2 separate regions of the Mus musculus genome follow, and region 2 is linked to region 1. Evidence: chromatin loops called from intact Hi-C (ENCODE). Cell type or tissue: left cerebral cortex. All regions are shown on one strand. Links, peaks and the distances in the headings refer to the core of each region. The heading gives the core; the rest is flanking DNA.

Region 1 (5,385 bases), core at 189-5,188:
GGGGAGGGTATGGGGGACTTTTGGGATAGCATTCTAAATGTAATTGAGGAAAATACGTAATAATAAAAAATATTTAAAAAAAAAGAAAATGGAGTCACTTTGTTAGCACTTAGGCTGTAGGAAAGCTAACTTTAAAGATTTTATATTCCTCTGTGGGCTGTTTGCAATCATGACAATAGCTGGTATTTTTAACAACTGGTTTTTCCTTGAGCAGAGCTAAGGAATTTTCACTTTTTAATTCTCGTGTCAACACTAAGAGGAAAATATTATTATTAGTCTTTTTGTGTGGAAGGAAACTTTGCACCAAAGAGGCTGAAATCTTGCACAGTAGCACTTAACTGCCAATGGGGAAAACCAGCACACACATTATGAACAAAGGTCATAGTGGGAAACTCTAAACTGTCAGGTATAAGGCTCGAGGGGACACTGTGACAGCATGTATCTCTAGGTAAGAGATTTATCTATTTTATCAATACCAGAGATGGGCAGAAAGGCAGCAGTGTAGAAGGCCCAAATGGCAAATGGCAGAGATGGAGCACCTACCTCCTAGGCTTCAGTGGAAGAAGAGAGGGGAGGAATGGCACACTTCCCACTCTTAGTCTGTAGTTACTAGGCTGTTACTAGGAATATCCAGTAAGTATTCTGTCAAATAATGCCATGTGACTAGTATACTTCTCTCCTAGTGACTCTTACTGTGTGTTTCAAAGGCAGAGAAGTCAAGAATCTAGAAAAATAAGTTTCTTTGCTTCTGGGGACCAAATTACTGTGGATTCTGACAAAACTACTGTTGAACCAAAATGTAGGGGCTTCACAAAAGAGCACAGACATGGCCATCCCTCCTGACTTTTGTCTATTAGATAGGAAAAAAAGGGGGGGGGACGGGACATGGTCATTTTCATGACTCTTTCCTGATGGACAAGGGCAGGGTGGATGAGAAGGGTCTTGGCCCAGGCTCTGGTATCAGAAATTTGGATAAAGAGGTTGTCAATGTGTCTTTGAGGGAGGGCTTTGTGTAAAGGAGTTCTCAGTGATGCCAACTTGTTAAGCAGCTGAGAAGATAGGATGTAAAGATCAGTAGAGTTAAGAAATCTCAGGAAGGAAGATAGTCAGGCCATTGTCATAAAGAGGCAGAATATCAGGGGAGTTCAGGTTGGGGCACTGATTTTCCTTGCTGCATCTAGGACTAATCTAGACTGGTTTACATAGCAGCATCCTATAGAAAACGATGGATTCCTCTTTTTCACAGCAGTTATGGGGTCCAGAACTCTGTTGTTTCGAAAAAGGACACCTATGAGCAAATCTGTTTGGGTTTGGAAGGTTGTGACTAACCTACAGTCTCTAAAAGAGCATGAGAAGGCTGTAGGAAATAGAGATTGAGAAAGTGACAACAGCTCTGCTGACACCAAGGGTGGAAGAGCTATCCAGGCCCCCAAAGAGGGGGAGTAGGTTGGGGAATCCCTTAGAGTAAGGTGAGACCAAGGAGCAGAATGAATCAAAATGGGAAGCAGTTGCTGTTTGGTTATTTGGAAAGAGTTCAGGCTCCGGGCTTTGAAAGGCAAGGGTACAGGCATGTAAACACAAGGCCAACTGACCAGATGGACAGAAGTGGACGTTTCAGGAGGAAAACTGAGAAGTTGGGAAATTAAGAAGCTGTGAGGGAGTGTGTTGAGCGGCATCCCAGTGTTCGGGTTTGCTAAAGGAAAGACAGGCAAGGAGAGGAGCAACTTCAGCCAAAGAACAGGTTCAATACAAGAGGAAGAAGAAAGTGGAAGGAAGGTAAATAGATAAGAGAGCAGGGAGCTCACCACTAGCACACAAACTAGAAGAAGTCACAGAAGCAGGAAAGGTTTGGAGAGAAGATGGGTGTTAGAGAACTTCTCTTGTGGCCAGACATTACCAGAGGTCATTGGGTGTGGGTGTGCCAGGAATCTAGAAAAATAAGTAACTTTAGTAATGGGCATGCTAATTATTATGATTTCGGGAAATTCCCACTATTTAACCGAAGTGGAGGTGCTTCCCGATGGTATAATCAAGTCTAACATAATTGATTGGTGTTCTTTCTATGTAGAGCAAACAGCTAAGCTCCAAAATGGCTGAAATCAGGAGAGATAAATTGACTCAAAGACAGTTTATGAACATAAAGATTAGATGTCTTTCTACAAATGACCTCTGAATAATCTATTCTGAAAACTGGTTTCATTCATTACAGTCATTGACAATTACCTCCTGCCACAATGTGAAAATAGGCTTTATAAATGTGTTCTTTACCAGAAACAGTTGGGATTCACTCTCAGTCATGAAGTTACAACTATCCTGTGCCATCCAGCAACTGTGAGCCAATGTAGTAATTGATCAAAGTTGGTTCTAGATTGATAGAAATCAAGGCAGTGTCTGTACCAAAGACCACACACCATTCTTGATCCACCTAAGATTTACAGAGACTAGTAATGGTTGTTTCAGGTAAACTGACAAAAACATAAGAAAGTGATAACACAAGCTATGTTGCAGATGAGTATTACTAATAAAGATATTTGATCCAACTTGCTCTTAGGAGCTCAATTGCATTCTGTACTTTTTTTTTTTTGACTTTTTATCATCTCTTTATTTTAAAAATCCTTCTTCACATTCACCTGATCTGTACATTTCAACCAGATTTCAGCCAGTTTTTTTTTCCATTTTTATTAGGTATTTAGCTCATTTACATTTCCAATGCTATACCAAAAGTCCCCCATATCCACCCACCCCCACTCCCCTGCCCACCCACTCCCCCTTTTTGGCCCTGGTGTTCCCCTGTACTGGGGCATATAAAGTTTGCAAATCCAATGGGCCTCTCTTTCCAGTGATGGCCGACTAGGCCATCTTTTGATATATATGCAGCTAGAGTCAAGAGCTCCGGGGTACTGGTTAGTTCATAATGTTGTTCCACCTATAGGGTTGCAGATCCCTTTAGCTCCTTGGCTACTTTCTCTAGCTCCTCCATTGGGAGCCCTGTGATCCATCCATTAGCTGACTGTGAGCATCCACTTCTGTGTTTGCTAGGCCCCGGCATAGTCTCACAAGAGACAGCTACATCTGGGTCCTTTCAATAAAATCTTGCTAGTGTATGCAATGGTGTCAGCGTTTGGATGCTGATTATGGGGTGGATCCCTGGATATGGCAGTCTCTACATGGTCCATCCTTTCATCTCAGCTCCAAACTTTGTCTCTGTAACTCCTTCCATGGGTGTTTTGTTCCCAAATCTAAGGAGGGGCATAAATCTCTCATTTGTAGTCATTACAGGAGTGATTCTGGAACCTTCCACTAGAGGGCTTCTACTTACATGTTTTGGAGTCACCAAGTAGACAATCCCCCAAAGCTTCTGGGAGCCTTATGTTTTCTAAAGTGATCAAATCCCATTAAAAAACAAATTTCACCACTTACTTCCCTTTAAAATAGTAACAAAATCTATCACAATATTTCCATGGGTTTTTGAATGAAGTTTGTTAAGAAGGTTAGACTATTACCTATAGCAAGTGATTAGAAAGGGTAGTTTGCCCATTTGAGAAACAAATGTATCTGCCTCTCGAGGTTCTGTTAACTCTTCCATGCTATGATTTTGATATAAATGCTGTCTACAGAGTCAATCTTTGAACACCTGGACTCCAGCTGGTGGCACTATTTTAGGAAATGGTGGAAACATGACGTGATGTCTAACTGGAAGAACTGGGTCAATGGAAGAAGGCGTTTGAAGATTATATCTGGCTATGATTCCCCCCCCCCCTTTTTTATTCAAGTACTGTCTGTGATGAGAGTCTCCATACACTCCTGGAGCTACCTTGTTCTTCCCAAGTTCATGGAGTCAAGCAACATGGACCAAACACTACAATGCTGTGAGATTTTTCACTGCCCCATTCAGAATGGCTATCATCAAGAAAACCAAAAAAACCAAAGGTAAGGATTTACATGTTAGGGTGTGCTCAGTTCACAATATCTAAGTGGAATCTGCCTGATGTCCATCAACAGATGAATATATAGTGAAAAGGAATTTTATCTGGTTGTAAGGATAAACAAAATTCACAGGTGATTAGACAGAACTGGGGGGAAAATATACTGAATATGTTAACCTAGGTCCAGCAGACAAATAGTCCATATTTCATTTCATGAATCCAAACTTTGAGTCTTTAAATTTGTGTGTTTAACCTGGAACACCTGAAAAGTTAGGAAACTTCAATAGAGTCCCAAGGTGGGGCATTTAATGATGAAGGCGTTGTAAAACTGGAAGGCAGAAAAAACTGGAGTTGGGAGGGTTTGTTTAAGCAAGTGGCTGGGAGACTAGGTAGTGGGGAGAGGAGAGAAAAGAGAAAAGAAGGGTTAGTGAAAATAAACAACATGTTAAAAAGCCATATAGAAACCTACCTCTCTCTATATATATGGTTTATAGAGTAGTAGGTTATATAATAATGCAGGGCTGGTGATATATACATATATATCAGGGTTGGTGAAGATACTTTCCCAATATACAATTTTAAAGGATTTGAAAGGGAGATACATGACGTGTCATGGCTGGATAACACTGTTCCTAAAAGCTATTGTTTATTTTTAAAAAAATTCTAGAGCTGGGTGTGGGTTGCTTCCTATGAGGTTCTGGTCAGTGAAACTCAGATGTCCCCAAAACAATACAGTCTCGTGCAGTGTAGATAATAGTCTATTGCTGAAACACCACACAACTTGAAGAGAAATTAATTCTAACCAAGCTGGATGCCTCCTCATTGTTGGCTCTCTTTTATAGTGTTGGAAGGGGCTGTGTGAACTGCTGGAGGAGACTGGCATGAATGAGCTAACCCAGATGTGAACGCTACAAACTGCAACACAGCCTGCATGCCAAGATGTGCACACCGGTGCAATACTGGCCATAGTCTGACATATACCAATAAATAGGAATTTCCCCAAGCTAAATGAGAAAAGACTATAAACAGATGATAGTATCAATGTGCCACAGATAAGCTTGATAAAGATTTTAATTCAGCCATCATAAAGAAAATTTTCAGGTAAGTGAAAATGCATACAACAAAAGAAAAAGAATGTCTTGTCAAAATGATAAAGACATTGAGGGGATAAATCAAAGAGTTTGAAACCAAAAAGAAGAGAAAATACAAGAAAACTAATATGAAAATACAATATGTGGCTTAAAATAACAGAGAAAACAGAGGTGTGGGAAGCCGCCCCCACATTCGCCGTTACAAGATGGCGCTGACAGCTGTGTTCTAAGTGGTAAACAAATAATCTGCGCATGTGCCAAGGGTAGTTCTCCACCCCATGTGCTCTGCCTTCCCCGTGACGACAACTCGGCCATGGGCTGCAGCCAATCAGGGAGTGATACGTCCTAGGCGAAGGATAACTCTCCTT
Region 2 (5,385 bases), core at 214-5,213, 260 kb after region 1:
TCAAACCTAGGCTCTTGCGTTATGATAGGCAAGCACTCGGCCCCTGAACTATAGTCTCCGACCCTTACTTTTATTTCTTGAGATAAAGTCCTCACCCACAATTGAAGGCTTTCCTAGAACTCAATCTCTAACCCAAGGATGCTTGAACTCCCAGTCCTTTAAGCTAACCTCTCAAAAAGCTAGCATTACAAGCCTGTGCACCAGGCCTGGCTTCTCGACTCTTCATTAAGAGGCTTTTCTATGGGAGAGCTGGCCCTGCCTCTCATCAGCTGTGCAGGAACATGGGCCAGAAGAGGTATCCCCATGCCCCAGCCTGGGCAATTTGGAAGAGTTGTCCCTGCTGGGGTGAGCACTGGAGAGCTGTCGGGCTGAACAACTCAGCTACCACCCAGGCCTAGATCCAAGGCTTTGAGTTGGCCACCCCAACTGCCACCCCATCTATGAACTGTTGGAGCATGTGAAGGAGCCAGCCCTACAGATCCAAAGCTGCATGATCTCCATGACACAGGTCAACAACAAGATATCCAAGAAGAGTCTCATAAGGATGCAGTATTGATAGTGTAGCAGAAGCCAGAGGGCTCGAACCTGACCGATGACTCACTGCAATGAACATTTGCAAGTCAAGCTGTTTGGGCAAAACGGTATACTGTGGAACACACTGTGAAATGTGCAGCTTTTATAGTCAGGTGCTTCGTTTTGCTTTTATATGTTTTTATATTCTATTTTGTGAGAGAGGTGGCCAGGACAGAGGGCAGGTATGAAGGTGTGGGTTGATAAGTGGGACTGGGGTGCTTTTTAACATGAATTCTGGAGATTGGGTTTGGGCTCTCATGCTTGAATAGCAAGCCCTTTATCAACTGAGCATCTCCCCAGCCCTCCAGTGAGCTTTTCTGAAAAAAAAAACAAAACAAAACATATTTTTCACTATAAGTTCCAGAAAAGAAAACTGAAATGTCTCTATTTCTTACTGGACTCATTTACTTATAAAAGAGTCATCAGTAGTTGTTAACAGTGAAGTATTTTGTCAGCTTATACCCACTTTGGATGACTACCTTTCACAGTCAGGAATACAACCAACCAAAGTCCTGAAACTTAGTTCACTCCTTCACATATAAAATGGGATAGTCGATACTATGGCTACGTCTAGTTACAAGATTATTATAAAGCGGCAATACACAGAAATTTTCAGATGAAAAGTTTCTTCTGGCTCTCTGCCAGGCATGTGACTACCACTTTTACAGAATGCTTCACTTATTTCTCATAATAGTCCTGGAACATGAGGACAGTTATTGGCACGGTCACATTTAAAAGCCTGATAGGCATTTATTAAGGGTGACGCTGGAACCTGAAGAAGGAGTGCTTTGTCCAAGTAAACATGGTTAGTTAGAGATGGAAGTTGGAAACAACCAGAGCTGTCTAATTGAAGTCCAGGACCCACCAGTCTCTAAGCCAAGCTACTACCCCCATGTGCAGCTGACCACATGAAGCTGTATTGAGAGAGTCGGTCTGGTGGCCAACTCCCCACCACCAAATACTGTCTGCTTAGATTGTTCTCCTGAGAAAAGCGAGTTTTCTCTCTCTTAGAGAACTGACTTAGAGGTCACACATTCTTCTGATCCCCGAAGTACCTGTGTTTTAACAGCAGAACATACAATGCAAGGTACTGAACAATAAATCTTAAACGGGGGACATTACCTGAGAACAGCCCTGCTGCTTCCTTGAAGCCTCTCTAGTCCTGTAGAGTGCTTACCTGTGCGTCCTGGTTGAAACCTGACCCTCTTCTCCCATTTCATTAGTTCTTTGAGAAACTCATACAATGTATTTGGAACACATTCAGCACCTCAGCAGCATCCCCCTACCCACCCAGCTCTGTGTCTCTTTGTTCTTAACTCTAAGTCCATCTCAGACATTCTGTGCTGCCCATATACTCTTGGATTTCCTCTGGAGCATGGCCTACCTACCAGAGGCCACCCATTTAAGAACACTGACTCTCCCTCTCCCAGAGTGTATCAGTTACTAATCCCTCCTCGGTTAGAGTGAGACTTGGTGGCCACTTTCCTTCCCAGTTCTGGGATTTCTATCTATCCTAAGCTTGTGCAAGTCTTAGGCATGCTATCACAATTACTGTGGGTGTGTATGTGCAACTGCCCTGCTGCGTCTTGGAAATATCATTTCCTTGTGGTCATCCACAATCTCTGGTTCTCGTCATCTTTCTGCTTCCTCTTGTGAGATGATGCCTGAGCCTTGGGAGGAAGGCTCCATTCTTCATGTATACAAACACTGCATTACTTAATCCTATTCAGTTAATAATACTGAGTCTAGGAAAAGGACCTTCCTAGCCCAGATAGTGTTCCTATATTTAGATTTTGATGCTTTAGTTTAGCAGCCTTCTAATGTTACCCATATGTATGGAAACATTGATCCACTCAGATCCTTAAAATAACCAGCGAGATGCATCGCCTTCTTCATCAGGAATCAAAGGTCTGCTTCTAAGTGTAATGTCTAACATTCTCCTGCACCTCTTACAAAAGGACATTCTTGTCCATTTCTTTCCAACTCTGGGCTATCATTAAAAAAAAAAATTCAAAAAAAGCCCTGTGGTCGGGTTCCCAAATTATGACCATAACCTTTAGTTAGAAAGAGTCCAGTATGATTGCTAAAAGTCCTTTAACAATCGCCCCCACTGTTTGTGCACCCTAGCAAAAATCTCAGAGATTCAGAACTCACCTCATTGAAGCTACTTCCAGAAATGTCTTGGAAGACTCAAATGTCCAATTTTCTTATATATTAACAAGGTCACTGTATGCCAAGACAGCCAGTAATAGCGTAGCCTGTTAAACAAGGTTACCAGTAGTGTATATGGTAATTGGAGAAATGCGCCCTCTTCAGGCCAAATGAGAGCACTAACCCTTTCATAATGTGGACATTGCAATGCCTTCGTTCTTTTGTCCTGATAAAGGAAGCTCCTTGAAGATGAAGGGTTGGAGGAGCCACAGGAAGGGCAAGCTGATCCTAGGAAGCACAGCAGTAGATCCAAAACTTGGATGGAATCTCAGATCCCACTAACCCCCCCCCAGTCTATTGCTGATACATGATGCACAAAACTACACAACTGTACTATGCTCCAGCCACTCATGGGATGCCTATTTACTGATGGGTGCAGTGAGCAGAAATAAAGGACAAATTCTAATCATTTGACATCATAACTCTAGATTAGTCTTAAAGAATAAAATATATTTTTATGTCTGTCATTTCTGAACATTTTTAGCTTGTTTCCTAACTTGCATTCTACTCAATTTGAAAAACATCAAAATATCATAACTCTGCAACATCGTAACAATTTTCCTTCTCAAGATTAAAAAAAATAAGCTTAAACTTAATATAAAAACAATGCCTCTGTTGCTTTAGAGCCACGAATGATGGAAATAATAAATTTAATTCTGAACTGCTGTGGGGATTCATTCTCTGCTTCTGGCCACCTCGGGAACACACTAATTTTTCAGGGCATTGAAAGGACACGAAGCTCATGCATTTGTGCTGAGTTTTGCTTTACTCTATCCTGCTCCTGGGAGATAGCATCACCTATTATTTTCTGAGTTTGATGCTAGAAAATTTTATTTGAAATATAAGCTCATTGGAGATAGTATTTTTTTCTGGCAAATAGAATTTTAAAAACTGACAGCAGAGACTTCATCTACTGAATTTTATATTCAAGGGGACGTAATTTGGAGTTAGTGCATTTATCCACTCCCTGCTTCTTCTCCATGGAAAGCTAGAGATCTTTATAATGTTTCTACCACTCACAGAAGATCCTTGGTCCATTGGAGATGTGATTTCTTGATGAATTCTGTGTTTGGCTGGTGAGAAGGATGAATCGTGAGATTTGACCATTAGAAGGGATTATGAAATCTGAGCTTTCAAAACTTCCCTGTCTTAGTCTGTTTTCTGTTGCTATAACAAAATACCTGAGACTGAATAATTTCTAAAACACAGATCTTTATTTAGCTCATGGTTCTAGGCAATAGAAAGTCCAAGAGCATCTCTGGCATTTGTTTGGCATTGGATGGGTGTCTTTTTGCAGGATCAGAACATAGTTTAAAAGACCAACATAGGAAGTTAGAGCAAAACAGCCAGAAAGAACTTGCTTTTGAAATTGTTTCTCCTGAGATAACCCATTAACACAGGAGCAAATTTGTCCATCCATAAAGACAGAGTACTCATGTCCCAATCACCTTCCCAAATTCCCATCTCTCCTATGCCATTACCATAAGTCTGCTGCATATAAACCTTGAGAAACATTTCCAAAGCACAAGAAGCTACAAATAATAATAATAATAATAATAATAAAGTTCAATTATCTAAACACCTCATTCCAGATGTTAACTAAGCAACTCTTATAACATACCTGCTCTTCATATATAACCCCATTCTCAACATCCCCCAAAATCCTCCTCATGTATGGCCGACTTGGCTCCCATTAGCAACTTCAAGCTGGTCCTTACCACTGTCTCCCTTATGCCTCTCAGGCAAACTTATCCTCTCTTTAAAATTCATATTATGCAAGACATGTCTGCTGTGACTCGTGCTGACGTGTGCTTCGAGTCACCACCGTCACCAAATATCTGACAGAGGTAATACAGGAGGAAAGATTTGGGTTTGTGTTTTCAGAGGGTCCAGTAATGACCTCTTGCCCCTGAGCCTGGCCAGAATGTGGCACTGGTGGGAGCTTGTGACTGTGAGAGCTGGCTGTTAAAGACCGAGAGCTAGAGAAAGGGGGTATGTGGGCACTGAGCCAGCTACCTCTTTTTTCTTTTATATTCTGTCTAGACTAAAGCCCATGAGAAGGTGCTGCCCATATTTCAAGTGAGTCTCCCCCTCAGTAGATGTGACCAACAATCCCCTCCCCTTCGGGCCTCACCAATCCTATAGACAGTTTTTAATCCTGTCAAACTGGTTAAACAAAATACCATTTTACACAGCACCCCCCCCCATCATTCCTTTTATCAGTTCTTTCTTGCTCTGTTTGTCTAGTCTACTGTAGTTTATCACAAGTGCATGCTTCTTGTTATGAATGATTGTTTTTTTTTTTTTTTTTTTTTTTGGTTTTGGTTTTTGTTTTGGTTTTCGTTTTGGTTTTGCCCATGACTTCAGAGTGTTCTATAGAAATGGGAACAACCATTTAGTAAGAATTACCACACACACACACTGTGTGAATATGCAAAGTCACTTCGTCTCTCTAAACTATTTTTTTTTATTAGTGTGTGCGCGTGTGTTGTTTGATGTGGGTGCTGGGAACCATCTCTGGCTCAGATCTCTGGAGAACCACTGAACCATCTCTCCATAACCCCAATGCTTGAGCTTTTGCTGATCAATGAAAGGGTTAAA

The links. Peaks named below come from ENCODE experiments on the same cell type or tissue, not always from the same donor. Only the 100,000 strongest peaks of a DNase experiment are listed, where the experiment ranks them.
Region 2: it touches region 1 in a loop (2.2-fold over the local background); 5 of 42 quality-filtered maps call a loop at or near these places.

Annotation. Positions count from the first base shown.
Region 1 is chr12:98,321,052-98,326,436 of GRCm38, forward strand. No RefSeq gene overlaps it. Among named protein-coding and RNA genes, the nearest start is that of Gpr65, 55 kb to the left of the region's middle. In left cerebral cortex, for the core only: a CTCF peak has its summit at 3,303 (motif pointing right); DNase peaks (open chromatin) are centred at 3,306 and 3,626.
Region 2 is chr12:98,582,626-98,588,010 of GRCm38, forward strand. No RefSeq gene overlaps it. Among named protein-coding and RNA genes, the nearest start is that of Kcnk10, 11 kb to the left of the region's middle. In left cerebral cortex, for the core only: a CTCF peak has its summit at 2,880 (motif pointing left); no DNase peak of the experiment used is centred there.